Linked DNA regions of Homo sapiens: region 2 is linked to region 1. A link is an interaction called in ENCODE POLR2A ChIA-PET data of the cell type or tissue named here. Cell type or tissue: Panc1. All regions are shown on one strand. Each heading gives the region's core, and the rest is flanking DNA. Links, peaks and the distances in the headings are about the cores only. Region 1 overlaps SPEN (spen family transcriptional repressor). Region 2 holds the start of LOC124903851 (a long non-coding RNA gene).

Region 1 (14,985 bases), core at 4,263-12,262:
TTTTCAAGGCTCATCTGTCTTGTCACATGTATCATAATTTCATTCCTTTATAAAGGTGAATAATATTCCTTTATTCTTTTTGGGTAAGCTTTAATTATCTACCAGATACCCTGTTGATCAACATAATCCTTTTGCTTAACTCTACCAAAAGATAGTAGTAAACTTTAAAACATTAACTACTGCTGTAATTGGATCCCAAATAATTACTTATACTTAACCTTTTTTTTTTTTTTTTTTTGGAGACAGAATATCACTCTGTTGCCCAGGGTGGAGTGCAGTGGCATGATCTCGGCTCACTGCAACCTCTGCCTCCCAGGTTCAAGCGATTCTCCCACTCAGTCTCCTGAGTAGCTGGGACTACAGGCATGCGCCACTGTGCCCAGCTAATTTTTTTTTATATTTTTATTAGAGTTGGGGTTTCTCCATGTTGGCCAGGCTAGTCTTGAACTCCTGACCTCAGGTGATCCACCTGTCTCGGCCTCCCAAAGTGCTGGGATTACAGGCGTGAGCCACCATGCCCGGCCTATACTTAATCTTTTGTGAGCATGCTAACCACATAAAGCATATTTAAACACAATTTTAAACAGCATTTTCTGCCAAAATAAGGCACTTTTATAAAATGCAGTATTTTAATGATTTTTTTCCTCTCATTTATGTAAACTATTGGACTTGAGAATAGATGAGGAATAATAAAACTGATTAATTATTGTGTTTGATTTTACCATCACTTTTTTTTTTTTTTTTTTTTTTTTTTTTGAGACAGTCTCACTCTGTCACCCAGGCTGGAGTGCAGTGGCGGGATCTTGGCTCACTGCAATCTCCGCCTCCCAGATTCAAGCAATTCTCCTGTCTCAGCCTCCCACGTAGCTGGGACTGCAGGCGTGTGCCACCACTCTTGGCAAATTTTTGTATTATTTGTAGAGACGTGGTTTCACTATATTGGTCAGGCTGGTCTCAAACTCCTGACCTCAGGTTATCCACCCTCCTCGGCCTCCCAAAGTGCTGGGGTTACAGGATTGAGCCACTATGCCCAGCCTTTACCATCACTTTAGTGACCATCAACACTAAATCTAGTTAAGCCTAAATCTTACCTATTGATTAATTTATTACTTAAGTGGAGCCAGTACCTGCCTAAGGTTTAGATTTGTTTGATGTTTATAAATATTCAGAGGTGAAGTCTAGATGGATAGTAGGAGAGCTTTAAGAAGTTAATTTCTGAGGTCCAGATTTTGTACTAAGTAATCTTTAGGAAGTGTTATTAGTTGTTTATATCAGCAATAAAGGGTCATTGTAATCAGAGGAAAAATTACTAGCTTGGGCAACATAGTGAGATCCTGTCTCTACAAGTAATTTTAAGTGTTAGCCTGGTGTGGTGGCGCATGCCTGTTGTCCTAGCTACTTAGGAGGCTGAGGTGGGAGGATTGCTTGAGCCCAGGAGGTTGAGGCTGCAGTGAGCCATGAGTGCACCTCTGCACTCCAGCCTGGATGACAGAGCGAGACCTTGTCGTGAAAGAAAAGAAACATTAGTGTTGGTGGTTGGTTATGGTTCTCTTTCCACCTCCAGCTTTGTCTAGTAAGAGAAAGCTTTCTTCCTTTGTCAGTTTCACTCTACTAATTCAGTTAATCATTATCATATCAGCTCTTTTCCCGTTAGAAATCTTTGTAGTTTCTGATGACCGGAGAAATCTGATAGACCAAACAAAGTTGAAATTAAAATATTGGTTACATAATAAAAACTTTGTTTTTTGGAGATGGAGTCTCGCTTTGTCGCCCAGGCTGGAGTGCAGTGGTTCAATCTCGGCTCACTGCAACCTCCACTTCTGGGTTCAAGCGATTCTCCTGTCTCAGCCACCCGAGTAGCTGGGACTACAGGCGTACGCCATCATGCCTGGCTAATTTTTCTTTCTTTTTTTTTTTTTTGAGACGGAGTTTCGCTCTTGTTGCCCAGGGTGGAGTGCAGTGGCGTAGTCTCGGCTAACCGCAACCTCCGCCTTCTGGGTTCAAGCGATTCTCCTGCTTGTAATCCTGAGTAGCTGGGATTATAGGCACCAGCCACCACACCCAGCTAATATTGTATTTTTAGTAGAGGCGGAGTTTCTCCAAGTTGGTCAGGCTGGTCTTCAAACTTCCAACCTCAGGTGATCCCCCCGCCTCGGCCTCTCAAAGTGCTGGGATTACAGGCGTGGGCCACCACGCCTGGCCTAATTTTTGTATTTTTTAGTAGAGATGGAGTTTCACCATATTGGTCAGGATGGTCTCAAACTCCTGACCTTAGGTGATCCACCTGCCTCGGCCTCCCAAAGTGCTGGGATTACAGGCTTGAGCCACTGCACCTGGCCGCATTTTTGCTTTTTAATGTATCAACACAGCATTTTCTTAATACTATCCTAAATTTAAAGAGTTTAGATCGCTTTTCAATAACTTTGGCTCTAAAGGGCTTCATTGATGATTTATACAGTTGAGTCCTGCAATGCTTTCCCCGTTTCTTTTGTAATAGTTGCACAGTCACCAGTTAGGTCTGACTCATTGCCCTGATGTCATCTCTGAGGAAGTTTACCTGGGAAAGACAGGCTGTGAGACCCCTTGATTGAGCAGAGCATTGTGGGCAAAAAGCAGCAGGTAGCTTACTTTGACTGGTTTGGAATCGCTTATCTTTTTCTAAGGAACAAAGGAGAGTGACCACTAACTTTGTATTTTACTTCTTAATTTATCTTTGTGTGTGTGTGTGTGTGTGTGTGTGTGTGTGTGTGTAAAATAAAATTTACCATTTTAACGACTTTTAAGTGTTCAGTTCAGTGGCACTTAAATACATTGACATTATTTTGCAACCATCACCACCATCTATCTCCAGAACTTTTTCATCTTCCTCAACTGAAACTCTATACCCATTAAATAATAACTCCCAATTCTCCCTTTCCCCCAGCCCCTGGCAACCACCATTCTACTTTCTGCCTTTATGAAGTTGACTACTCCAGGTACCTCCTATAAATGGAATCATACAATCTTTTTTGGGTATGGCTGGTTTATTTCATTTAGCATAATATCTTCAAGGTTCATTCATGATGTAGCATTTGTCAAAATTTTTTTTTTCTTTTTTTCTTTTTTTTTTTTTTTGTTTGAGACAGAGTCTCACTCTGTTGCCCAGGCTAGAGTGCAGTGTCTCAGTCTTGGCTCACTGCAACCTCCACCTCCCAGGCTCAAGCGATTCTCCTGCCTCAGCCTCCCGAGTAGCTGGGATTACAGGCATGTGCAACTACCGCCTGGCTAATTTTTTTGTGTTTTTAGTAGAGATGGGGTTTCACCATGTTGGCCACGCTGGTCTTGAATTCCTGATCTCAGGTGATCCGTCCACCTTGGCTTCCCAAAGTGCTGGGGTTACAGGCGTGAGCCACTGCACCCAGCCAAAATTTCCTTTCTTTAAAAGGCTGAATAATATTCTATTTTGTGTGTATACCATATTTTGTTGACTCACTCATCTGTCGATAGACACTTGGGTTGCTTCCACCTTTTGGGTGTTGAACATGCTATGAATGTGAGTGTACAAATATCTAGTTGAGTTCCCGTCTTCATTTCTCTTGGGTATATAACCATAGTGGAATCGCTGGTTCAGTGGTAAGTTAGCGTTTGGGGAACCCCATGGCTGTACCATTTTACTTTCCCGTCAGTAATGCACAAGGGTTCCAATTTCTTCACATCCTTGCATTTGTTATTTTGTTTGCTTGTTTTTTTGAGACAGGATCTCACTTTGTCATCTAGGCTGCAGTGTAGTGGTGCGATTTTGGCCCACTGCAACCTTGACTTCCCAGGTTCAAGCCATCTTCCTGACTCAGCACCCCCGCCAAGTAGCTGGGACTACAGGCACATACCACCATGCCTGGCTAATCGTTTTTGGTAATTTTTTGTAGAGACGGGGTTTCGCCATGTTGGCCAGGCTGGTCTTGAACTCCTGAGCTCAAGTGATCTGCCTGCCTCGCCCTTCCAAAGTGCTAGGATTACAGGCGTGAGCCACTGCGCTCGGCAGTTTGTTTTTAATAATAGCCATCCTAGTGGGTGTGAAGTGATGTATCATGTGGCAGAGTTTTTTTTTTTTTTTTTTTTTTTTTTAAGATCCTGTGTTGTTTATGCTGAACTCGAACTCCTGGGCTCATGCTGTCCTTCTGCCTCAGGCTCCCAAGTAGTGTCAACTACAAGTATGAGCCCAGTTTCACATGGTTATGATTTGCGTTTCCCTAATTATTAGATGTTGCGCATTTTTTCTTGTGCTTATTTGCCATTTATATATCTTTGGAGAAATGTCTTTGAAGTCTTTGACCAGTTTTGAATCAGGTTGCTTTTTGTTGTTGAGTTGTAGTGTGGTTTCTATGGTTGTTGTTTTATTTTTTTATTTTATTTATTTATTTATTTTTGAGAGAGAGTGTCACTGTCACCCAGGCTGGAGTGTAATGGCGCTATCTCGGCTCACTGCAACCTCTGCCTCCCAGGTTCAAGCAGTTCTCCTGCCTCAGCCTCCTGAGTAGCTGGGACTACAGCTGCATGCCACCATGCCTGGCTAATTTTTGTATTGTTAGTAGAGACTGGGTTTCAGCATATTGGTCAGGGTGGTCTTGAACTCCTGACCTCAGGCGGTCCACCGTCCTCGGCCTACCAAAGTGCTGGGATTACAGGCATGAGCCACCACCACTGGCCTGTAGTGTGCTTTTTAAACGAAATTAAAAATGTCTTAAAATTATAAAGCAAAATACCCTATTAACCTTATTGTGTAAAATAGACCTTTTTCTAATTTCTTCTGAGCATTGTACTTTGGTGAGGAAAAATCTAATTGTGATATTAAACTACCACCTTCAGGCCCTAGGTTGACGGTAAGGAAAGCTGTTGCGGTAAAAACCATTTCAATATGAATGGAATCGTTTTCATTGATGTAAACCTTACACTAGAGTATGAGTAAGCAATATTGTATATATTTTACTTACTACTTGTTTAAAAATTATAAAATGGTTTTGTCTATAAAGTAGTGACCTTGGTTTTGAATGGTGAAGTTAATATTGTAAAAAAGTTGTTTATACTTTACCTTTTTATCAGGTTGTCCAAAATCAAGTGACACCAGAGTGTTTTAGATCTCAGCTTCTTCTTGAGGAAGTTTGATTTTCAGAAGTTTACATTTTTTTCTTACAATTCAAAGATTTTTATGAAATGATACATTAGTAATGAGGAAGAATAATCAATGTTAAGGATCCTGCGTTTGGATTGCAGCTTGAAATTAGCATGTTGGTTTTTCAAAAGATGGGAAAGCAGTCCAAGAAATAATACAGGCCAGGGTTTCTCAGTCTTGGCACTATTCACATTTGAGACCAGAGAACTCTTTGTTGGGACTTTCCTGTGCACTGTAGGGTACTTGGTAGATGCCAGTAACCCTACCCCACCCCACCCCCACTGTGACAACAAAAATGTTGTAGAACCCTGCTAAAACTAGTAGGGTCCTTGAAAGATCATGAGGTCTGCTAACCGCTAGGGAAATTCAAGTTAAGAGAGGCAAAATGAAGTGTCTTGGCAGGTCACTCAGTTGATTATTTCCTTGTTATTTTTTGGAGTAAAAAAAAAATAGAGGCTTGAGTCAGGTGTGGTGGTGTATGCATGTAGTTCCAGCTTCTTCTAGGGTGACTGAGACGGGAGGACGTTTGAGCCCAGGAGTTTGAGGCCAGCCTGGGCAACATAGTAATACCTCGTCCCTTAAAAAAAAAAAAGGTGTAGGGGCGGCTGAGGCAGCAGAATTGCTAGAACCTGGGAGGCAGGGGTTTCAGTGAGCCAAGATTGCGCCGCTGTACTCCAGCCTGAGCGAAAGAGTAGAGACTCTGTCTGGTAAAAAAAAATAAAAAAATAAAAAATAAAAATAAAAAAAAAATAGGCTGGGCGTGGTGGCTCATGCCTGTAATGAGCCAGGAGGCCGAGGTCAGCAGATTGCTTGAGCTCAGAAGTTCGAGACCACCCTAGACAACATGGCAAGACCCTGTCTCTACTAAAAATGCAAACAAAAAAAATAGCTGGGCGTGGTGGTTCATACGTGTGGTCTGTGGTCCCAGCTACCCAGAAGGCTGAGTTGGGGGGATCATTTGAACCTGGGGATCGGAAGTTGCAGTGAGCCGAGATCACGCCACTGCACTCCAGCCTGGGTGACAAAGTGAGACTCCATCTCAAAAAAAAAAAAAAAAAAAACACCAACAAAAGAGGCTTAAATTCAGATTACATCAGAAGTGGTGGAGTTGAAAATGGTAATGGTGTCACATCAGACTGCTGAACTGTTTTTAAAACTTTCTAGGCTTGACTTTACATTTTAAAATTATTGGGCTTTCATTTATTGTGGACAGTATCTATTGACATTTGCCGTATTGAAATTTAAACTTTAAAATTTTTATTTTAGTGAGAATGACGTTTTATTTTTTGAAAACCTTTTATTTTTTACTTATTTATTTAGTTTTTTTTTTTTTTTTTTTTGAGACAGTCTTACTCTGTCACCCAGGCTAGAATGCAGTGGCATGATTTCGGCTCGCTGCAACCTCCACTTCCCAGGTTCAAACGATTCTCATGCCTTAGCCTCCCAAGTAGCTGGGACTACAGGCATGTGCCACCACGCCCCGCTAATATTTGTATTTTTAGCAGAGTTAGGGTTTCGCCATGTTGGCCAGGCTGATCTCAAACTCCTGACCTCAAGTGATCTTCCTGCCTCAGCCTCCCAAAGTGCTGGGATTACAGGCGTGAGCCACTGTGCCCGGCCTGAAAATCTTTTAAACGTCTGGTTTAGTAAGATAGTTAGATTCTCATAACCAATTCTGTATTCAAACTGTGATTATAAGGTTTTTTGGGTGAAGTATATGAAGAAAATTTGGCCTCACACAGATACACAGTTGAAATAGGGAAGGTCTCACAGATCTCCTAAAAGGATTTTGGGTCCTCACAGGTCCTCTTACACTTAGATAACTGCTGCACTAGAAAGATACAATTTGGACTTATAAAAAAAATGAGATGTGGAAGTATTATTACTTGCTGTGGTGATGCATTCTGTTTAAGAGATTATGGGCCAGGAATGGTGGCTCACGCCTATAATCTGCACTTTTGGAGGCCGAGGTGGGAAGGTCGTTTGAGCCCAGGAATTGGAGATCAGCCTGGGCAACAAAGTAAGACCCCGTCTCTACAAAAAATAAAATAAATAAAAGTTAAAATAAAATAGATGATTATTCTAATAGAAATTAGATAAGGACCAGTGGGCACCCAAACCTGATTGAAAATCTTTTCTTTTGACCCCAAATTATATATTGATTATATGGAGAGAAAAATTATTAGCTACCTGATGGTTAGGGAGATACCTGGTTATGACAAATGGGCCCTCTAACTATGTTAGTTGCAGTGTTTTCTAATTGCCCTAATCGCTCCTTTCTGAAAATATTGGTTTATGCCAGAGTTTTGTTTCTCAACTTAATTTGGTTAAATGTCTTTTAGTCTTCCAGCTTTAAAAAAAAAACCAGTATAGATGCATATTTGCCGTAAGTGAATGTTTACAAATAATAGAGGGATACAGAAGTCAGTAACTGGATGTCACTCTTGTACGTTAACAAATATATCCCTGAGTCATCTTATAAATAGCATACTCAGTGCCTTGGCATTTTCAGTGGTAAGAGTCAAATGCTCATGTAGTTCTGTTTGTAAAATGGCTGCAGGAATAGGATTAGTTGATGGCATGATATCATTATTTGGTTTATGAGAATCCTAGCATCCTATATTCTGTTCGTTTATTAAGAATTGTTATGTAACCAGTTGCCTACTCTTATATTTCTTCATAAGGAAATACTGGTCAGATCTGGTTCTTCATTTTTTCAATAATCTTAATTACAAATTATAAGAAATAATTTGTCCTTAATTGTCTTTGGAAATGTGGTTAGGAAAAGTGGAACTAGGTTTCTTTTAAATTGTGTTCCAGCCCAGGCTGGAGTGCAGTGGCACCATCACACCTCACTACGCCTCAACCTCCTGGGCTTAGATAATCCTCCCACCTTAGACTCCTAGGGAGCTGGGACCACAGGCGCATGCCACCATGCCTAATTTTTTGTAGAGATGGGGTTTTGTCCTGTTGCGCAGGCTGGTCTCAAACTCCTGGGCTCAAGTGATCTGCCTGCCTTGGCCTCCCAAAGTATTGTGCCTGGCCTCAAATTGTTGTTGTTTATGAAAAGACTGGGGTCTTGCCATGTCATGTGCATGCTGGTCTCAAACTCCTGAGCTCAAGGGATCCTCCTGCCTCAGCCTCCAGAGTAGCTGGGACTATGCACTGTGCCCGGCTTCCAATTCTTTATTTAGAATGATACTTTTAATTGATATTGAACATGTAATATTGTTGTGCTTGGGTAAATTCCACTTTCTTAAAACAATTAGTCAATATACCATTATTACTACTTCTTTAAGACAACTTAGATTAGCTTCTGATGAACTATTTTTGGCTTTTAAGAAACAACTGAATACTATATCATGCATTTTGATGAACTGTTGTGATTCTTTAGCTCTAACAAAATTGAGAACATAAAAAATTTTTAAAAATTAAAATGGACAAGAATTCCAGGCATTTGGGCCTTCTGTCAATTTAGTAAGACTGAAAGTATTTAGGGGCCTACATTCATGCCCTCATTTTGATTCAAGATCTTGAAATCCATGGTACATTGTAGTTTAGGTTAGCATATCACAATGTGAACTCGAGGCCGAGCGCGGTGGCTTATGCCTGTAATCCCAGCACTTTGGGAGGCCAAGGCGGGTGGATTACTTGAGGTCAGGAGTTCGAGACCAGCCTCACCAACATGGTGAAACCCTGTCTCTACTAAAAATACAAAATCACCTGGGCCTGGCGGCCAACAAACTACTTGGGAGGCTGAGGCAGGAGAATCACTTGAACCTGGAAGGTGGAGGTTGCAGTGAGCAGCACTCCAGCCTGGGCAATAAGAGCGAAACTCCATCTCAAAAAAAAAAAAAAAAAAAAAAAAAGTGAACTAAAAACTTGTACCATTTTTATTGTTTCATAATTAATTTTAAAACCAGTCTCCCCTTCTAGTTGCCACTTCACATTATTCAGCAGATGATTCTGAAAGTTAAATTCTATATCTTGTTTCAGAATTGGTGTGGTAGCAGGGGATTCACCCAAAAAGAGTGTGATAATTTTTTTTTTTTTTTTGAGGTCTCAAACTTCTGAGCTCAGGTGATTCACCTGACTCGGCCTCCCAAAGTGCTGGGATTACAGGCATGAGCCACCGTGCCTGTAATAATGTTTATAATAATGGCCTGTGATAATGTTTATAATAAATCTGTTTAAATGTTTACAATAAATCTGATTTCTGCCATTATTTTTATACTTTATTTTAAAGGCATTATCACCATTGATTGATTATCTTTGTCTCTCTCTTTTTTTTTTTTTTGAGACGGAGTTTCGCCCTTATTGCCCAGGCTGGAGTGCAATGGCGCAACCTTGGCTCACTGCGACCTCTGCCTCTTGGGTTCAAGTGATTCTCCTGCTTCAGCCTCCGGAGTAGCTGGGATTACACACACACACCACCACACCTGGCTAATTTTCTATTTTTAGTACAGATGGTATTTCACCATGTTGGCCAGGCTGGTCTCAGACTCCTGACCTCAGGTAATCTACCTGCTTCAGCCTCCCAAAGTGCTGGGCTTACAGGTGTGAGCCACTGCGTCCAGCCATCTCCATTTTTATTTTTATTTTTATTTTTATTTTATTTTATTTATTTTTCAAGATGGAGTTTTGCTGTTGTTGCCCAGGCTGGAGTGCAATGGCATGATCTCGGCTCACTGCAACCTCCGCCTCCCGGGTTCAAGCGATTCTCCTGCCTCAGCCTCCTGAGTAGCTGGGATTACAGGCATGAGCTGCCACGCCCAGCTAACTTTTGTATTTTTAGCAGAGATGGGGTTTCACCATGTTGGCCAGGCTGGTCTCAAACTCCTGACCTCAGGTGATCCATCTGCCTTGGCCTCCCAAAGTGCTGGGATTACAGGTGTTAGCTACCATGCCTGGCCTTCATTTTTATAATACAAACTTGTGTAGAACTTTTTGTTGCCTTATTAATGATTTCTTTTTTCTTTTTTTGAGATGGAGTCTTGCTCTGTCCCCAGGCTGGAGTGGAGTAGTGCAATCTTGGCTCACTGCAACCTCCACCTCCCGGGTTCAAGCAGTTCTCCTGCCTCAGCCTCCCGAGTAGCTGGGACTACAGACGCACGCCACCATGCCCAGCCAATTTTTTTGTATTTTTAGTAGAGACCGGGTTTCACCATGTTGGCCAGGATGGTCTTGATCTCTTGACCTCGTGATCTGCCTGCCTCAGCCTCCCAAAGTGCTGGGATTACAGGCATGAGCTACCGTGCTCGGCCCTTGTTAATGATTTCAATAGCCGTAAATTTTGCTTTTGCTCGTGATTGTTTACTTCTGTAACCACTGTTGCTAAGGAAATTTGGTGTATATAATATTGGTAGTATTGTAATTAAAATATTTTCCTTAATGTTTACTTTATGATTATTGCCATTGACTAAGTTGATAAGTCACATAACATATTCTATACTGTCATCTGGTGGCCTTGTGAATAATCTTGTATTAATATTACTTGGAGTATTTAACATGTATAACAAGTATCTTTTTCCTTCTGTGCTAAAAACAGAAGATTGATTTCATTAAACCCTAATGTCAATGACAATATCGTATTCAGGATAGTATTTACTTAATACTTGTAACACTGCTTTTGCTGGATGATCAGCAAACATTTTTTCTTCTTATAGATGGGAAAGCTAAACCTAATTCATTGATAAGGGGCCTAGCAATGACAGCTTATGATTTTATCTCAAGGCCTTTATCCTTAGTAGTTTGCACTGACAGAGGTTTATTTTCCTACATTTCAAACCACTATCAGAAAGTGCTGATAACCTTATTAAGCTTTCTTTTTCTTTTCTTTCTTTCCTTTTTTTTTTTTTTTTTTTTTTTTTGAGACAGTCTCGCTCTGTTGTCCAGGCTGGAGTGCAGTGGTGTGATCAGAGTTTAATGCAGCTTCTGCCTCCCTGGTTCAAGTGATTCTCATGCCTCAGCTTCCAGAGTAGCTTGGATTACAGGCACGTCATGTGCCACCAAGCCTGGCTAATTTTTGTATTTCTAGTAGAGATGAGGTTTCACCATGTTGGCCAGGCTAGCCTCGAACTCCTGGCCGCAAGTGATTCACCTGCCTTGGCCTCCCAGAGTGCTGGGATTACGGTCGTGAGCCACTGCACTCGGCATGTTTTCATCTTTTTTTTTTTTTTTTTTTTTGAGACAGAGTCTCTCTCTGTTGCCTAGGCTGGAGTGTAGTGGTATGACCATGGCTCACTGCAACCTCAAACTCCTAGGCTCGTGATCCTCTGCCTCAGCCTCCCCAGTAGCTGGGATTACAGGTACGTGCCACCATGCCCAGCTAATTTTTTAATTTTTCTTTTGTAGGGGATGGGGTGTTGCTATGTTGACCAGGCTGGTTTTGAACTCCTGGCCTCAAGCAGTCCTCCTGCCTCAAAGTAGTGGGATTACAGGAACTAAGCCACTGCACCCAGTCAAGTTTTCATCTATTGCTTTAACATGTGAGAGCTAAAAATGGTGTGTAAATTATTAGTTTTCTAGAAACATCTTTAGTTTTCTATAAGAAAACATAGAACTTATTTAGTTTTAAAAAAATGCTGTAGCGGCTGGATGTGTTGGCTCATGCCTGTATTCCCAGCACATTGGGAGGCTGAGGTGGGCGGATCACTTGAGGTCAGGAGTTTGAGACCAACCTGGGCAACATGGTGAAACCCTGTCTCCACTAAAAATATAAAAAATAGCTGGGCATGGTGGTGCGTGCCTGTAATCCCAGCTACTCGGGAGGCACGAGAATCACTTGAACCCAAGAGGTGGAGGTTGCAGTGAGCCACGATCGCACCACTGCACTCCAGCCTGGACAACAGAGCGAGACTGTGTCTCAAAAGAAAAAAAAAGGTCTGTAGCAAATTTTTTTCAACCTAAACTTGGACTCATTTGTCTGAATGGATTAGTGATTGTCCTGAATATGAGAGCTGTAGTTCTAGTGCAAAGACAGAAACTACCCTGGGTCTTTTCCTGTAGCTAGTGTGCTTAAGATGGATTCACCACTCAAAATGATTTGCTTGAAAAGTGAGGCCTCTATAACATGGGGGAGAATATGAAGCAAAATTTCAGAAAGATAGCAAAATCTGTAAATAACTTTTTATTAACCTATTTGAGAATGCCATAAAAGCAAGCCACAAAAGTCTTGCATGTCCAGTACTGAAAAGAGAATTTTATGTTTCTCACATAGTTCTTAGGCATAATAAAGTTTTTTTCTATGAACTTGCATAGAGAAGTAAGGCATAATAAACTTATTTAAATGTATTTTTTTCTTAATTTGACTGTGTAAGTAGCATTTCCTTCTTGTCCTTCAGTTGACTCTCTTTCTGTTTGAGGATTTTATTAAACTGAAGAGATTAGTTTCATTAACTCTCACCTTTCCATGTTATCACAGTGAAGAAAGCCTAAAGTAACATGATCTAGTAACTTACATAATATTTATTCATTAGTCCTTCAGTAATTTAAAAATTGCACCTACCTGGAAAATTATTTTGGGTATTGTTTTCCTAAAAATTACCCATGAGGTAGTAGTGCTACTACTACTACTACTAACAGTAACTGAGCAGTGCTGCTTCATTTATTTATTTATTTGTTTGTTTTGTTTGTTTTAAAGACAAGGCCTGACTCTGTTACCCAGGCTGGTCTCAAACTCCTGGCTTCGAGCGATCCTGCCACTTCTGCCTCCCAAAGTGCTGGGATTATAGGTGTGAGCCACCACACCCGGCCCTGTTTTATTTATTGGATACCTGTCATATTCCAAACTCTCTAAACTTTTGCGTTTCTTTAATTCTTTTTTTTTTTCTAAGATGGAGTCTTGCTCTGTCACCCAGGCGGGAGTGCAGTGATGCGATCTTGGCTCACTGCAACGTCTGCCTCCCAGGTTCACGCCATTCTCCTGCCTCAGCCTCCCGAGTGGCTGGGACTGCAGGCGCACGCCACCACACCCAGCTAATTTTTATATTTTTAGTAGAGACGGGTTTTCACCATGTTGGCCAGGATGATCTCAGTTTCTTGACCTCACCCGCCTTGGCCTCCTAAAGTGCTGGCATTACAGGCGTGAGCCACTGAGCCCCATCTGTTTTATTTAATTCTTAACCCTGTGATATAGGTACTATTATAATTATTTTCATTTTACACACTTGATATTGGGGGAAATTGGGTATGATGCAATTTTAGAAATACTATTTTCATTTAGTTTCATTATGTTGGCTGATAGTCCTGTGTTCCATGTGGTAACTTTAGGCATAAAATTATGATAGGAAACCCATTTCAAAGGTGTTAAGTGATTTGTCCACGGACATGTGCTATATGTCTGATCCAAGATTTGAATCTAGACCTCTGAATCCCAAACCCATATACGCACTATTATTATTATTACACTAAGTGAATTGAATTCACTAGTCTTACTTCATTTGAAAAAAAAAAGTTCAAGTTATTAATAGAATGCAACACTTGCATTGGTGGTATGTGGTGGTAAATGAAGATTATACTTTTGTGCTCCTGCATATTTATTGTCTTCTGCCACCTCTGAAGGTAGAGTACGAGATAGATGTGTAGAATGCAGGGCCTCCAGAAATTCCAGTCTGAAAATTTAGACCTATTAGTTATTTTAAGAAGTTTTCTAATGCTGCTCATTTTCTGTTTGTCTTTTCACTAAAGTTTGTTGTTGTTGCCTTTTTGCAGCAGTGATTCCAGCAGTAGTTCAAGTGATGATTCTCCAGCTCGATCAGTTCAGTCTGCAGCAGTCCCTGCACCCACTTCCCAGTTGCTTTCATCTCTGGAAAAAGATGAGCCCCGTAAAAGTTTTGGCATCAAGGTCCAGAATCTTCCAGTACGCTCTACAGGTAAAATTTTGTGTGAATGTCCTTTCCTCTGTGCTACTACTGAGGAATGAGGTATGATACTGCATTACATTGAAATAACTTTGGGCATAAAATTATAATGGAAAACCCATTTCGAAATATTAACGTTTTAAATGAGGAAAGCCATGAATAATGGAAAAGTCTGCTTAAGCTATTCTGTGGTCTCTACTGGTAATATTTTTAATTGACAGCTGACCGTAATATACTGTTACTCCTACATTGGTCATGTTGAGCATGTAAACAAGTTAAAACTATTAGTAGATAGTCATGCCAACAAAGACCAAATTAAGTATTTTTTAGCTAAGTGTATTTCAGTGATTGCTTAAATTATTTACTAAAATAGGGGCCAGGCGCGGTGGCTCATGCCTGTAATCCCAGCACTTTGGGAGGCCGAGGCGGGCGGATCACGAGGTCAGGAGATCGAGACCATCCTGGCTAACATGGTGAAACCCCGTCTCTACTAAAAATACAAAAATTAGCTGGGCGTGGTGGCGGGCGTCTGTAGTCCCAGCTACTCGGGAGGCTGAGGCAGGAGAATGGCGTGAACCCAGGAGGCGGAGTTTGCAGTGAGCTGAGGTCAGGCCACTGCACTCCAGCCTGGGCGACAGAGCGAGACTCTGTCTCTAAAAAAAAAAAAAAAAAAAAAAAAAAATTATTTACTAAAATAGCCTAAAAACTTATGTATCAGGTTTGTGAATAGAGTTATTGAGATACTAATGTTGATGAGCTTTTGATTTAGAGTACTTGGTAATTTAGAAATGGACAAGGGAGTAAAATTGGCTTGCCTTTCTATACACCTTTTATATTTCTAATAAAGCAAATTAACACAAGACCCCCAGATGGTATGATTCATCTGTAAAGGATACTAAAATTGTTTAGCATGCTACATGACACTTCTCACACAATTTTATCATTGAGATGATCCTTGGAAAGATAGACGATGCC
Region 2 (14,367 bases), core at 6,368-14,367, 570 kb before region 1:
GCGTTCTGGCGCGTTCCTTCAGAGGAGAAAAGTTGACAGTGGCAGTGAGGGTGGATGTCTGGCTGTAATGATTGCCTTGCTGTTCTTCCACTACACTTTCTAGCCCCCTGTGTCAAAGCACAGATGGGAAAATGTGCCGTGGGCTGCTCTCAGTGGGTGTGGGAGAACCTGACCTGCTGCTTATGAGCCCATAATATCAGGCTCAGTGTTCTGAATCCCTATACAACACAGAAGAATCTGGAACAAACTCAGGGCCACAAGACAGGCCTTTGGATCATAAAAATAATCTCTGATCGGCAAGGAGTGGTGGCTCATGCCTGTAATGCCAGCACTTTGAGAGGCCGAGGCGGGTGGATCACCTCAGGTCGGGAGTTCGAAACCAGCCTGACCAACATGGTAAAACCCCATCTCTATTAAAAATACAAAATTAGCCGGGCATGGTGGCGCGTGCCTGTAATCTCAGCTACTTCAGAGGCTGAGGCAGGAGAATCGCTTGAACCCAGGAGGCGGAGGTTGCGGTGAGCCGAGATCAAACCATTGCACTCCAGCCTGGGCAACAAGAGTGAAACTCCGTCGCAAAAAAAAAAAAAAGAAAAGAAAAAAGAAAAGAGAATCTCTGATTCTGGGACTCATTCCCTGGTGACAGGACCAACGTCCCCCTTGACAGCCATCACCAAGACATATCAGGACCTCTGTCCTCCCGTGCTTAGACAGGGACTTAAGTTGCATCTCTCCCCTCTCCCATTCCCCTTCCCTCAGGGCCCCCCACCCCTGTATGTTACATCTTTTTTTTTTTTTTCCTTTTTCTTTTTCTCACCAGTTAATAGAGAAAATTACCCAGGTCACTGAGGACAACATCAATTTTCAGCAGAAAAAGTGGACCCTCCAGAAAGAGACCCAGCTGAGCAACTCCAAGCAGGAGGAGACCACCGAGAACATCGAGAAGCTGAGGACGTCGCTGGACAGCTGCCAGGTGGCCCCTCCTTACGCTTTCCACAAATGGTCTCTTTGTCTAATTTTTGTGCGGCTTATTTGGGAAATTGCCCAGCTTTTTTGGAGCAAGTTGGGCAGAAATGCTTGGCTTTTCTATCCACTTTTTCCTCTTGTTGGAGAAACTTGTTGGAGAAGAAAAAACAAAGGGCCTAAAAAAATGCCTCCCGGGAGAACTTGGCGTGTCCAAAAAAGATGCCTGAGCATCTTCAATTACTGACTTTGAGCGGCCCGCATCCCCAGCCAAAAAGAAATTGTTTTCATAGCCCCTATGTTATTTCCAGAGAAACCAAAGAAACATTCCTGCTTTTTATTTGCATTTTCTTGTTTTGGCCCAGCCACAAAAGGCGGTTTCCACACCGTTGCTTTTGACTCTGGAGGAGCAGGGACGGGAGGACTTGGCCACAGCCCTGCGGCCCCCACCCTGGGACATGGCTTATCAGAGCAGGCGGTGGCTTCTGCTTTCTCTGGAAATCAGCAGCTCCTGTTTGGGGAGTTTGTGCAAATGCTGGCTTGTCAGCACTCTTTCAAATCAGGAAACCACGCTTTCCGACCAGCTTGTGTGTTGATCTTGGCAGGAATTCTGACGAATGGAAAAAAGAAGTAGCCACATTTGCTTCTCATTGCAGCCAAACTGTTGATGGTACTTTGGCTCTGGGGTTTCATAGACCTAAAAGGGGGTTCGCTTTGACCATCAAAAGTCCAAATTAGAGTATTAAAAAAAAACCTGTCAAAACATAAAAATTTTAAAAAAGAAAAAAACTGAGTCCTCCCAAGGCGGCCAATACGTGGCGCTGCCTGCTTCGTGGCAGAGTCAAGAACGCTGTTCCTCGAAGGTCACGTCAGGGGCTATTTCTGGCCACAGGGCCTGGGCTCCTCATGATCTCACCTCTTTGCAGGCTTGCATGAAAATATCCTGTTGCAGCCATGACCTGAAGAAGGAGGTCGACCTTCTTCAGCACCTCCAGGTGAGCCCACCTGTCTCGGGGCTCCAGAAGGTGGTGCTGGACGTCCTGAGGCACGCGCTGTCCTGGCTGGAGGAGGTGGAGCAGCTCCTCCGGGACCTCGGGATCCTGCCCTCCAGCCCCAACAAAGGTTACTGGGACTTTTTTTCTCACATGGTTGCATGACTCTAAAATGTCGCGTTGAATCTCAGCATGATGGGACATCTGTTGAGGAAGTCTTCCTGGGTATCTGGCCAAGTCTATTCCCTTCTCCAGAACCCCCTGCTTCTCTGCTTGAGGCGTAATTTTCCATTAAAAAAAAAAACACACACATACAAGTGAGACACGATAACTGAAGAAAAATGAAACAAAACAGAGGCAAAAGGAAAATTAAATCGAAATTATGCAAAGTCTAATTACGCTGTTTAACCTCCAAGGCATTTTCCCATGGAAATAACCGCGTGATTCCAGGCAAGTGACTTACCCTGTCTATGCCTCAGTTTCCCTATCTGTAAAATGAGGCTAATAGGGAGTACCCACCCTTTAGGGCTGTTGTGATCATTAAAATGCATGAATATATGGAAAGTACTTGGAATAGTACCTGGCACACAATAGGCATTACTGAATGTTTATTGACTTTTAATTTGACAAAAAAATAGTGTCACGTTACCCTCGATTTTCTTTGGTTTATTCCTAATGGTACGTCATCCATGTCAGTAGACACAGACCTACATCATCGCTGTTACCGACGGCAGTTACTGATTCCATTGTGTAGGATGTGCCATTGTTTTAGACAATCCCCTATCATGGGCACTTAGGTGATTTCCAGTTTTTCACACTCATAAATCATGCTGGGATGAACATTGTTGCACACATACCTGCTCATATTATCTTTATTCTCCTAGAGGTGGAGAGGTATGAATCACTTTCTTTCAACAAATAGTGATTGCATGCATGCTTACCAGAGGCCACATGTTGTGCAGGGCAGAGACGTAACGGGGTCAGGAACAGGTAGAATCAGGTCATGGGTATATGGTTCACTGTAAAATTCTTCCAATATGTCCATACATTTGAAATTTTTTATAATAAAATACTGGGGAAAAAAACAGGCCCTCCAAGAGCTTATGGTCTCAGGGGGAAGGATGAGGTGGGCATTAATGGGAAAATCACTCGAACAAACATGAAAGTTGAGTGGTGACAATTGCTATGAAGTGCAGGGTTCGATCTGGTCAGGGAGAGCAGGGCATCTGCAGGATGCATCGGAGTTGTTGCCAAAGAAAGGGGAGAGAGCATTCTGAGTACAGGAGCAGCGTGGTGGCAGGGGAGCATGGAGAGCACAAGGGGCTAACAGAAATGGGAGCTTCCCAGGGCCATGCATGTGGGGTCTCGCAGGGCCCTGATAAGAAGCTTTATTCTAAGGGCAGAGAGAAGCCTGTGAAAGGCCTTAAGTAAGGAGCTGGACAGGCTTGCATTCTGAGACAATCATCTTGGTGGCAAGTGGACAACGTCCTGGAGGGTGGGCAGCATGGTGCCCCAGGAGCCACTTGGCGGGCTGCCGTAAGAGATGACAAGGCCACCCTAGGGCAGGGTGGGGATGGAGAAAGAAGATTCAGGGGCGAGTAAGAGGTAAATCAACAGGCCTCAGTGGTAGGACTGGATGGTTGGAAGGAAAGTGACAGAGAGTCAACAAGACCTCTAGGTTTCTGGTGTGTGTAAAAGACGGATGTGATTTCTTTGCTAAAACTCAGAGCAAGGAATGCAGGATGAGGCCCAGGTTTGAGGGGGAAGAGGAGTGTGAGGTGCCTGTGAGACATCTAAGATGAGATGCCCAAGAGACAGCTGTTTCCCCAGGTGTCTTGTCTGGGGATAGGTAATAATGATGTATCCTCAGCACCCAGAGAGCATGTGCCACACAGCGGGGGCCTAATACATATCTGTGGGTTGGAGGGATGGATGGAAGGAAGTGCAGATGGATGGATGGACGGACGGATGGAAGAAAGGATGGATGGAAGCATTGGTGGGTGGGTGGATGGATGGATGGACGGACGGGTGGAAGAAAGAATGGATGGAAGGGTGAGTGGGTGGGTGGGTGGATTGATGGATGGATGGATGGATGGATGGATGGATGGATGGATGGATGAAAGGATGGATGGAAGTGTGGGTGGGTGGGTGGATGGATGGGAGGAAGGGTGGGTGGATAGAAGGGTGGGTGGGTCTGTGGGTGGATGAATGGATGGATAGAAGACAGGAAGGCAGGAAGGAAGGCAGGAGGGAAGGCAGGAGGGAAGGCAGGAAGGAAGGCAGGAGGGAAGGCAGGAAGGAAGGCAGGAGGGAAGGCAGGAAGGCAGGCAAGCAGGCAAGCAGGCAGGAAGGAAGGAAGATTAAAGCCATAGATATGAATGGTATCAGTTAGGAAGATTATTTATTCTTCAGTCTTGAAGAACAGCCAGAGAACTTTGCTCCATGTTTTGCCTGATGTCATGTAAGCTCATGACCTACATGAAAGTAACGAGAGAGAAGGGAAAGAGCACAGGGCCGCACCTTAAGGAACTCCAACATTTTGAAGCTTGTTGCTACTCCTTCTTGCCAAATCACCCTCCAGAGAGCCTGCATCAATTTTATATTCTTTCCACAATGAATAAGAATAGAGAAGTGATTTTCAACCCTGGCACTTCAACATCTGCAGCAGGATGCTTCCAAAGTATCCAGAAGGTGGGGTAACATTCTTAAAAAGCAAAAGCAAAACCAACATTAATTTTTATGTAGGAACCTTCCCCTCATCATATAGCAGAGAGCGTTACTGTTCTTGCAATCAAGGCAGAGTCGTGAGCTTACTTGAAATAAGGTAAAACATGGAGCAGAGTTCTCGTTGTTCTTCAAGACTGGAACTAAAACAAAGACCATGATCTCCATCCTGGCAATAATAGAGCCAAGCTACGTGTGCACTGTCCCCTTCCCACTCCCAAGACCATTTTAGTCATCTAGACTAAGTCTATAAATCTAGTCATATATTATTGTTAAGAAATGTGGGTTGTTGCCAGGTGTAGTGGCTCATGCCTGTGATCCCATCAACATAAGAGGCTGAGGCAGGAGGATCATTTAAGGCTTGAAGTTCAAGACCAACCTGGGCAACATCGTGAAACCCCTCATCTCCAAAAAATTTAAAAAATAATAATAAATTAGCCAGGCATGGTGGCACAGGCCTGTAGTCCCAGCTACTCATGAGGCTGAGCCAGGAGAATCCCTTGAGGCTAAGATTTCAAGGCTGCAGTGAGCTATGATTACTCCACTGCACTGCAGCCTGTGTGATAGTGAGACCTTGTCTAAAAATAAATAAACACGGATTGTAAAGTTAAGCTTTCAGGCCAGTAATTCCAGCAGGGCTAAGAAAGACTGATTTTAGGCAAGCATTCCTCAGACCAGCCATTTTCTTCTCCTGACTTCATGGAGTCGTGAGATTTGAACAACATTAAGCAGGTTTCTGCAGAATCCCTCCCTTGTTAACACGCACCCTGGGTCAACAAGAAGGGGATAAAGAAAACAGTATTTCCAAACTACTGGTCTCCTTTCTTGATGCCCTTGCCCCGCCCCCAACTAACCTCTTGGAATAATGTTCCATGGAACAGTCATTGGGGAAACGGTGGTCTGCTGGCTACATATTCTGTGATTACAACTAGTTGGTTCTAAGAACTCAGGAAAAAAAGAATAGAGAATAACAGAAAGTTCAGTAAGCAGGGCCCATCTTTTGTCCACTCAGCAGAAGAGGAAGTTGATGGTAAAAGGCATTTTCTCTTCTAATACAAGCAATATTACGTCAAGCGCCCAAAAGACTAAAAGAAAAGGGTAAGCTAGCGTATGCCCCATATTCTCTACTCTTGTACCTAATTCCTAGCCCAGAGCTAATCCAGAAGGAGGAGCGGGAAGAGGAAGATGAGGAGGAAGGATGGGGAGGAGGAGGGAAGAGGAGGAAGGAGGAGGGCGATGATGATGGTGATGATGGTGATTATGGTGACGATGATAGTCATTCATCACTGAGGACTTATATTCTAGATACGGTTCTCAGCATTTTATACACATGATCTCATTTCATCCTCACAGTAATTCTATGAGTTAATAATTTGCCCATTTTCCTCATTTTAGAAATGAGGAAACTGGCTCAAAGCTGGTTTTCTCATTACTCCACCAGGATAAGGTGATTTGAGGCACTTCATGTTACAGAGGCTGACAGGGAGTCCCCAGTCTATTCATCGCCATCCTGCACACTCCCAGGAGCTGCCTGCGTTTCTAGCTCCTAAGAGAAGGGTAGAAAGCATGGGTTGTTTAGCTCCTCCTGGGGATTTAGCACTGTGTTCGGTGTTTCACACGCATTGTGTACTTTTATCCTCCCACCTACCCAGTGAGGCAGGTATGATTACCATCTTTATTTTATTTATCTTTTTTTTTTTTTTTTTTTTTTTTTTGAGTAAAAGTCTTGCGTTGTTGCCCAGACTGGAGTGCAGTGGCATGATTTCAGCTCATTGCAATCTCCATCTCCCAGGCTCAAGCGATCCTTCCACCTCAGCCTCCCAAGTAGCTGGGACTACAGGCGTGTGCCACCACGCCACCTAATTTTTGTGTTTTTTGTAGAGACGCGGTTTCGTCATGTTGCCCAAACTGGTCTCAAATTCCTGGGCTCAATCAACCCACTCAACTCCCAAAGTGCTGGTATTACCAGCGTGAGCCACTGCGCCCAGCCTTCATTTGAAAAGTAAAGAAACTGAGACACAGTAACGTTAAAAAGTTGCCCAGAGTCACACAGCTGGTACATTAGGGTTAAGACTCAAACTGAGGTCTTTGTGACCCTAACACCTGTGTCTTCCCTATGACCCCCTGCCCCTTCACCCCCACCCCCTGCACACATACACACTTCCTCTGACAATGCAGCAATGTACCAGGCACATGCCCAGTCCCTAGAGAATGGGTGCTGTCATCGGCTCAGGCAGTGACAGAGCTAAGAGTTGTCTTTCCCTAAGCTAAACCGCATCTGATTCCTACCCTGAGCCATAACCACAGAAAGCCCCATTTGTATCACAGTGATGTTCCAAGCTGGGACTCTGGGTACCACTGCCAAGGCTTGAATTTCAGCTGTGCACCTACTAGCTGTGTGGGCAGTTACGTGACGTGGCTGCGCCTCCATTTACTTGCTCGTGAAATGGCCATCCAGTCTCCTAGCGGCATATGAGGACTGAGTGATGGGATACATGCATGGCAGTGCTGGTCACAGTTAGCTCGTAATCGGTGGGGGCTGCTGTCATCGTCAGCCTCAAATACTGGTTGACTTCATCTGACCTAAACATGGGTAGCCACCAGGCAGGTAGGCATGTGGACCGCATAGCCTGGTTTACTTGCACCCAGGTAACATCCTCTGGAGCCTCTGCCCTGTCTCCATTTAGCAGCAAATGGGGTTTCTTTAGCCCTAAGCCCTCAGTTGGGTTGAAGCCAAGAGCCCTTTCTAGAGGCCTCCTCCTTAGAATCTGACAGTGGGCCTCGGGTCCCGGCTGCCAAGTGGCCAAGCTGCAACTCAGTCCACGCCCCTCCAACCTCAAACTCCCTGCTCTTGACCACCAGGCTACCTGCCTTTTAGAACATCCTCCTAAGAGATAAAACACGCGTCACAAACTAGGATGGAAATCCTGAAACGAATCCCCCAGGGGAATCCAGGCGGGGTAAACGTCAGGGAAATGACTTGTGGTGTTGTTGGGAGATGTCACGTGCAGCCCACAAGGTGAGGCCTGCTGGGGTCCAGTGTGTTCGGAAGGGTGGAGGATTTGCTGTGTGGTTCAGCTGGGAGGATAAGAATGTTTAGGCGGCACCTTGAAAGTCAGCTGAATACTCCTCCTGCCTGGTTTCTCAGGGTTCCTCTGATAAGGGAAGGAAAGGATTTTTTACATTTTTCTCTGCAAGCTCCGTCGTTTGTGTCTATTTCTGCAAGACTTTGTTACAAATAAAAGACTCTTCTTGCATGCATGGCAAATCACTCAACTATCCAAGATACACTGTGTCTTTAACTGAAAAGAAAGCAAGTTGCAATACAATATGCTTGGTGTGCTTTTTTTTTTTTTAAATGTCAGTATCTGAGCAAAAGAACAACCTTGAGAAAAAGACATCAAACTGTTAGGAGTATTATCCCAGCAGGGTGGGATTGCACTGGACCTTGACTTCCATTCAGTTGTTCAACAACTGTTCATTGAGGGCCCCTGTGTGCCAGCCACTGTGCAGAACATGAAGACGCAGTGGCAAACACTTCCCACATTATGAATTTCTGTAACATTTGGGTTTTTATAACCAACATTTATAACTTTTGTAAACAGAAGTATAAGAAAGACTTGTTCCTTCCCCCAAAGAGCAAAATCCCCATTATGATTACAGTTAGTCATCTAATCTAGAAATAGAAATGTGATCAAATACTGGCCTCCCCTTCAGCATCCTCAGCTACCTCTCCCCTTAGTCCTCCTCAGATCCCAACCATGATTTCATCCTTCCCCTTTGATTCCTGGGTCACACGTTGCAGCCGAGCAAAATCCCAGACTCATCCCAACAGAGCCTCCACAAATCCCTGTATTCACCAGGTCCAGTGGGCCAAGCCAATGTCAGCCCGGCCATCTCACCTCCTCCGCCATCTTGGTATCCTTGCAATGCACCTCTCCAACGCACCAACCCAACCCTGTACTCTCAAGCCTCCAAACCCTTTGAAAAGAGATTGACAGATCTAGGTCTGAATTCTGATTCTAACACTTACCAGCTCTGTAGCTTAACCTTGGGGAGCTTCTGTCGTTTCACCTATAAATATGAACATACTTCCTTACCAGGTTGTTTATAATGATTAGAAAAACGTATCAAACTCTTGGCATAGCACTGGCACGCACCAGGTCTGCTATTATTATAATATTGCTGTTCTCACGCTTCTGTGCTGGAAATCCTCCGAATGGTGCATTGCCCCACACAAGAACATGTTCTCCTCACTTCCTTTTTCTCTCTTGGCCCACCTTTTATTCCTTCCCTCCATTATCCCCACTAGGTCTTCCTCCTACATGCAGCACGTACCCTGCCCTGTCTCCCCTTTCCTCTCCTTCCCAGGGACCTTGTGCACAAATTCTTCTTTCTTTGGCGTCAGCGGCCTTTCTTTTCCTCTTAGTTCCTTCCCTTTGCCATCAAAGGGGCACTTCAAGATGGCTGTACCATCCTGAAAAAAATCATTCTTCTCTGGAATCCATCGCTTCTTTCGCTCCTTTTCAATTGCTCTTACTCCTGTCTTCACCTGTGATCTTTAAGAAGCGTGTTGCACCCTCGGTCTTCATTGCCAGCTTCTTGGCCTTTCTGCCAAGTAACTGACACGGGCCCCCTGCAGCACTGACTAGGCCACCACCCTCTCGGGGACTGTGTCTCTGACCTGCCCAACGCTCTTCATTCTCTTTTTTGAAACCCTTTAGGCGCTCTGCTTCCCTCCTGATCTTTTCCATTCATTCCCAGCAGCCCCCTTCACCAACTCCTATCCCTAACGAGGGTGTTTTCTCCTGTGCAGTCAGCCCTTGGTCCACCCCATCTCCTTTCTCATGAAGAAACTCTGCACTTCCGGGCTTCCCCAGCCACTCCTATGTGTTTTCCACACGGACGCCTCTGCAGGAGGGGCTGCCAGGAAAGTGGTGCAGGGAGTCCAGCCAAGGCAGTAGGTGGGGTCCCTGGCCAGGGGCCATGGCCACCAGGAGGAAGGGGGCCTCTTTCTTCATTCACACAAGGACCCTGGATGGGCTGGGCTGGGCCGGCATTACCGATTGGCATGTCCGGCTCTCTGCTGACCCTCCCTCCCCAGAGTCCTGCCAGTGCCTCAAATTCAGCATGTCTGAAACAGCCTGGGGGCTCCTTCTCTCTCCCTGCCACACCCCACCGCAACCCCAACCTGTCTCTCTCCCGTCTGATGACGAGGCCACCATTCTACCCCTTTAAAAGGCTTTCCCTTTCTTCCCTCTCATCCTCACTTCTCCCACCCTCAGTTAGAGGATCAGCACTGAATACCTGGGCGTCTCTCGGGCCCTTAGCGGAGCTCCCTGCCTCTCACTCAGAGGAGGGGAGCTTATCACAGGCAACATCCAGGATCGTCTGGCGACATTTTTGGTTGTCAAAACTGGGGTGGGGTGAGTAGGGGTGCCCCTGGCATCCAGTGGGTAGAGACCAGGAATGCTACTAACCATCCCACAATGCCTAAGACAGCCCCAACAGCAAAGACTTGACAATATCAGCAGTGCAATACCAGCAATACGGCCCGACATAGCAGCAGTGCTCCAGCAAAGAAACCCTGCCAGCTCCAGCCTCTCGAATGCAGCCCAGCTATTTTTCTTTAAAAAAAAAAACAACGCTCTTCATCAGGCCACTTCACTGTTCTGTCAGCCGCTGGAATAGGAGTGACTCAGACCTCGAGTCACACCAATTAGTCTTGGCTCAACCACTGGCCTGCTGTGTGGCGTTGGGCAGGCCTGCGTCTCAGAACGCCACTGCCTCATCTATAAATTGGGGACCCACTGGGCACATTTCAGTCATGTTTAAATCAAGTTTCCTCTCTCAAGCCGACGGTTTCAGGAGTGTCACGGCTTGACCTCACCCTTCCATGCCTCCTCCACTGTCTGCTCCTCCCTCTCCCATCATCTACTCCAGCCCAAGTAAGCTCAGCACTTCCCGGGAGGAGCACTGCCTTTTCCAAATCCCACCCCCACCACCCCCACATCCCGGTGTGAAACTGTGGCTTCCTGTGACTATTGTAACAAATGACCACAAGAGACTGGCTTAAAACAACACATTATTCTCTTAGCATTCAGGATTAATTCAGTTTCACTGGGCTAAAGTTCCTTCCGGAGGCTCTAGAGCAGTATCCGTTTCCTGGCCTTCTTCAGCCTCTAGAGCTTCATTCCTTGCATTCCTTGGCTCATGGCCCCTTCCTCCATCTTCAAAGCCAGCGATGTGGCATCTTCCAGTCTCTGCTTCCATCACATCACCTTCCCCTCTGTCTGTGGTCAAGCCTCCGTCTGTCTCCTTATAAGAAGCCATGTGATGACATTGGGTCCACCCAGATAATCCAGGATAACACCCCATCTCGAAATCCTTAACTTAATCGTATTTGCCAAGCTCTTTTTGCCCTGTACGGTCACACCCACAGGTTCCAGGGATTCGGACCTGGAATCGTAGGGGGTCATCATTCAGCCCCGCGCACCCCTGTTCTGAAGCGCCCTCCCCCGGCTCTCTGAATTCTGCCCACCCAACAGCATCCACACCCAGTAGTTCTTCAACCAAGTGGTCTTACTCGCTCACTCCAGGTGAATGATCTCCCCCTCCTCTGACACCCTCACCCTCCCCTCTCCTTCAGCAGTCACTCACATGCCACCTGGGGTCACTGCATGTTTCCAGCAGGCATTTACACCTTGTCTTTCGGACTGAACTGTAAGCCCCTGGAGGTCTTGGCTTTAGACCATCCCCCACACTCAGCACCATGCTTCACACACAGTAGACAGTAAATAGGTGTTCTGTTGATGGGTTGTTTTCCACCTCCAAAAAGAAAGTTGGATGTGAGCTCAACCAAGGCTTATCAACTACTTTATTTTTATTTTTATTTTTTTGAGACTGAGTCTCGCTCTGTCACCTGAGCGGGAATGCAGTGGCACAATCTGGGCTCACTGCAACCTCTGCCTTCCAGTTTCAAGCGATTCTCATGCCTCAGCCTCCCAAGTAGCTGGAATTACAAACATGCGCCACCACACCCAGCTAGTTTTTGTATTTTTAGTGGAGATGGGGTTTTATCACGCTGGCCAGCCAGGCTAGTCTCGAGCTCCTGACCTCAGGTGATCTGCCCATCTCAGCCTCCCAAAGTGCTGGGGTTACAGGTGTGAACCTCCATGCCCAGCCTAAGCCACCGTGCCCGGCTGCTTATCAACTACTTTAAAACCACAGGTTGGATGGCAGCTCACGTTGTTTTGATGGGATGGCAACGTTGCTTTCATCCACCTGTCTGCAAGCTTTGGAGTTGAATTGATACTTACATTCTTCCTGCTTCTCTTTTTTTAAGGGTTCTCTTTGTATCTGATATATCTTCTGGAACATTATAAAAAACTTATGAGCCAGGCCCAGGAACTTCAGGTAATTCTTTTAATTTCTTTTTTTCCAAAGTTCATTTCGGCCCCTGGTTGGCATTTATATAGCACTGTGCATTTGAAACCTGTTTTTTCTTTATCAGCTAGTCCAGTCCACACCCTCCAATAGGTGAAATGATTTCTTCATTTGCACACAAAGAGGTACAGAAAAGGTTGGCTAAGATCTCCCAGGAGGGTAAGGACAATGACAGGGTGCTGCCCTCTGGCCTCCTGGGCCAACCACACTGTTTGTTTTCCTCTGTCAAAGGCCCAGAAGACTTAATGCCATCAGATTTTTTTTTTTTGAGTCTCGCTCTGTTGCCCAGACTGGAGTACAGTGGTGCAATCTCGGCTCATTGCAACCTCTGCCTCCCGGGTTCAAGTGATTCTCCTGCTTCAGCTTTCTGAGTAGCTGGGATTACAGGCGCCTGCCACCATGTGTTGCTAATTTTTGTATTTTTAGTAGAGACAGGGTTTCATTATGTTGGCCAGGCTGGTCTTGAACTCCTGACCTCAAGTGATCCACCCACCTCAGCTTCCCAAAGTGCTGGGATTACAGGCGTGAGCCACTGCACCAGCCTTAATGCCATCAGATTTTGAAAACTGTGTTTACTAAATCCAGTGGACAAAGTACAGCTATCTATAGCACAGGCAGCAGAATTACTAAAAGAAAAGAAATATTCTAGAGGCAAATGAGCTTTACGGGTTATATCATTCTGATAGCTATTGCCATAATAGTATTATATAATAAACAACCACAAAACTTCAGCGGCATTCAGCAATTGCTATTTACTCCTCACGTGTCTGGGGTCAGTGGCAAGGCGGCTCTGCTGACCTTGGATGGGCCCACCCACTTGTCTGGGTGTTAGCTGGCCTTTGGTTGATCTAGACTGGCCTCAGCTGGAGTGACTCAGCTCCCTGTGTCTCTCATCCCCCAGCAAGCAAGCCTAGGCTGTTCTCATGGAGACTACGAGGTATAAAAGAAAGTGGCCCAATCACATAGTGTTTTTCAACCTTCTGCTTGTGTTATGTCTGCTAAGATCCCATTGGCCAGAACAAGTCACATGGCTGAGTTCAGTGTCTGGAGGCAAAATATGGGCGGGCACTGCAAGTTACATAGCCCTAGACATGGATAGAGTGGGGTAAAGAAGGGACCACCATGCCAATCAGCCACAGAGGCTTGAGTCCAGGGATTGGCAACTTTCTCTGTAAAGGGCCAGATGGTAAATATTTTATGCTTTGCAGACCATATTCATACCTCTTCCACTCTGCTATGGTAAAATGAAAGTAGCCATAGACAATATGTAAGCAATGGACATGATAAGCATGGCACTGTTCCAATAAAACTTTATTTACGGCGGGCACGGTGGCTCATGCCTGTAATCCCAGCGCTTTGGGAGGCTGAGGCGGGTGGATCACCTGAGGTCAGGAGTTCGAGACCAGCCTGGCCAACATGGTAAAACCCCATCTCTACTAAAAATACCAAAATTAGCCAGGTGTGGTGGTGGGCACCTGTAATCTCAGCCACTCAGGAGGCTGAGGCAGGAGAATCACTTGAACCCGGGAGGCAGAGGTTGCGGGGAACCAAGATTGTGCCCCTGCACTGCAGCCTGGGCGACAGAGCAAGACACCATCTCAAAAAAAACAAAACAAAACAAAAACACCACCTTATTTACAAAAGTATGCAGTGGGCCCGATTTGGCCTGTGGGCTGTAGTTTGTCAACCCCTGGTCTAGTCCCTTCTCCTTATTTTTCAGATAAGGACAATTTCAGTGTCACACAGCTAATGGGTGAAGAATCAAGACAAATGTTCAAGCGTCCTGGCTCCTACATGACTGCTTTTTTTCCTCACACCCACCTACCACTTACTGAACACCTACTATGTGCTCAGCACTGTGCTAAAAGCTTTCCATCATTATCTCACTTAATCCTCACAACTCTAAAAGATCAATACTGTTATTAACTTCATTTTCTAAATGAGGAAGCATCTAGAAACAACTAGAGCTGGGATTCTTTCTAGATCCAGAGTCTGAATTCTTAACCACAGCATGCTGTAGTGTTCTGTGATTTTAAGAAACTTTTGGGTAAACCTTTGTACCCAGAAAGGTAAACAATTGGTAAACAAATGGGGAAAGACTCTTTAGTTAGGCCTGTCCCCCATCAGCATCGGTTTACTTTTCTCACATTTCAGATCAAGTTCAACAGTTCTCAGGAAACTCAGCAGTCTTTACTGCAGGAAAAGCTGCGGGAGCATCTGGCAGAGAAGGAGAAGCTGAACG

What was found. Peaks named below come from ENCODE experiments on the same cell type or tissue, not always from the same donor. Only the 100,000 strongest peaks of a DNase experiment are listed, where the experiment ranks them.
Region 2: POLR2A ChIA-PET joins it to region 1 with 6 read pairs; 1 of 35 experiments calls an interaction of 5 or more read pairs at or near these places.

Annotation. Positions count from the first base shown.
Region 1 is chr1:15,895,460-15,910,444 of GRCh38, forward strand. SPEN (spen family transcriptional repressor) reads left to right here. Exons shown (of 15, transcript NM_015001.3): 4 at 13,862-14,022. Among named protein-coding and RNA genes, the nearest start is that of SPEN-AS1, 55 kb to the left of the region's middle. RefSeq lists a silencer at 12,121-12,321. In Panc1, for the core only: no CTCF peak of the experiment used is centred there; a DNase peak (open chromatin) is centred at 7,602; H3K27ac peaks cover 1,719 bases.
Region 2 is chr1:15,327,457-15,341,823 of GRCh38, forward strand. It overlaps FHAD1 (forkhead associated phosphopeptide binding domain 1), which reads left to right. Exons shown (of 34, transcript NM_001391957.1): 13 at 821-973; 14 at 1,890-2,085; 15 at 12,025-12,095; 16 at 14,280-14,367. FHAD1-AS1 (FHAD1 antisense RNA 1) reads right to left here. Exons shown (of 2, transcript NR_148919.1): 2 at 1-2,224. It overlaps LOC124903851 (a long non-coding RNA gene), which reads right to left and starts at 13,470. Exons shown (of 3, transcript XR_007065480.1): 1 at 12,924-13,470; 2 at 11,340-11,507; 3 at 7,068-10,997. In Panc1, for the core only: no CTCF peak of the experiment used is centred there; DNase peaks (open chromatin) are centred at 10,455 and 13,115; H3K4me3 peaks cover 71 bases; H3K27ac peaks cover 1,708 bases.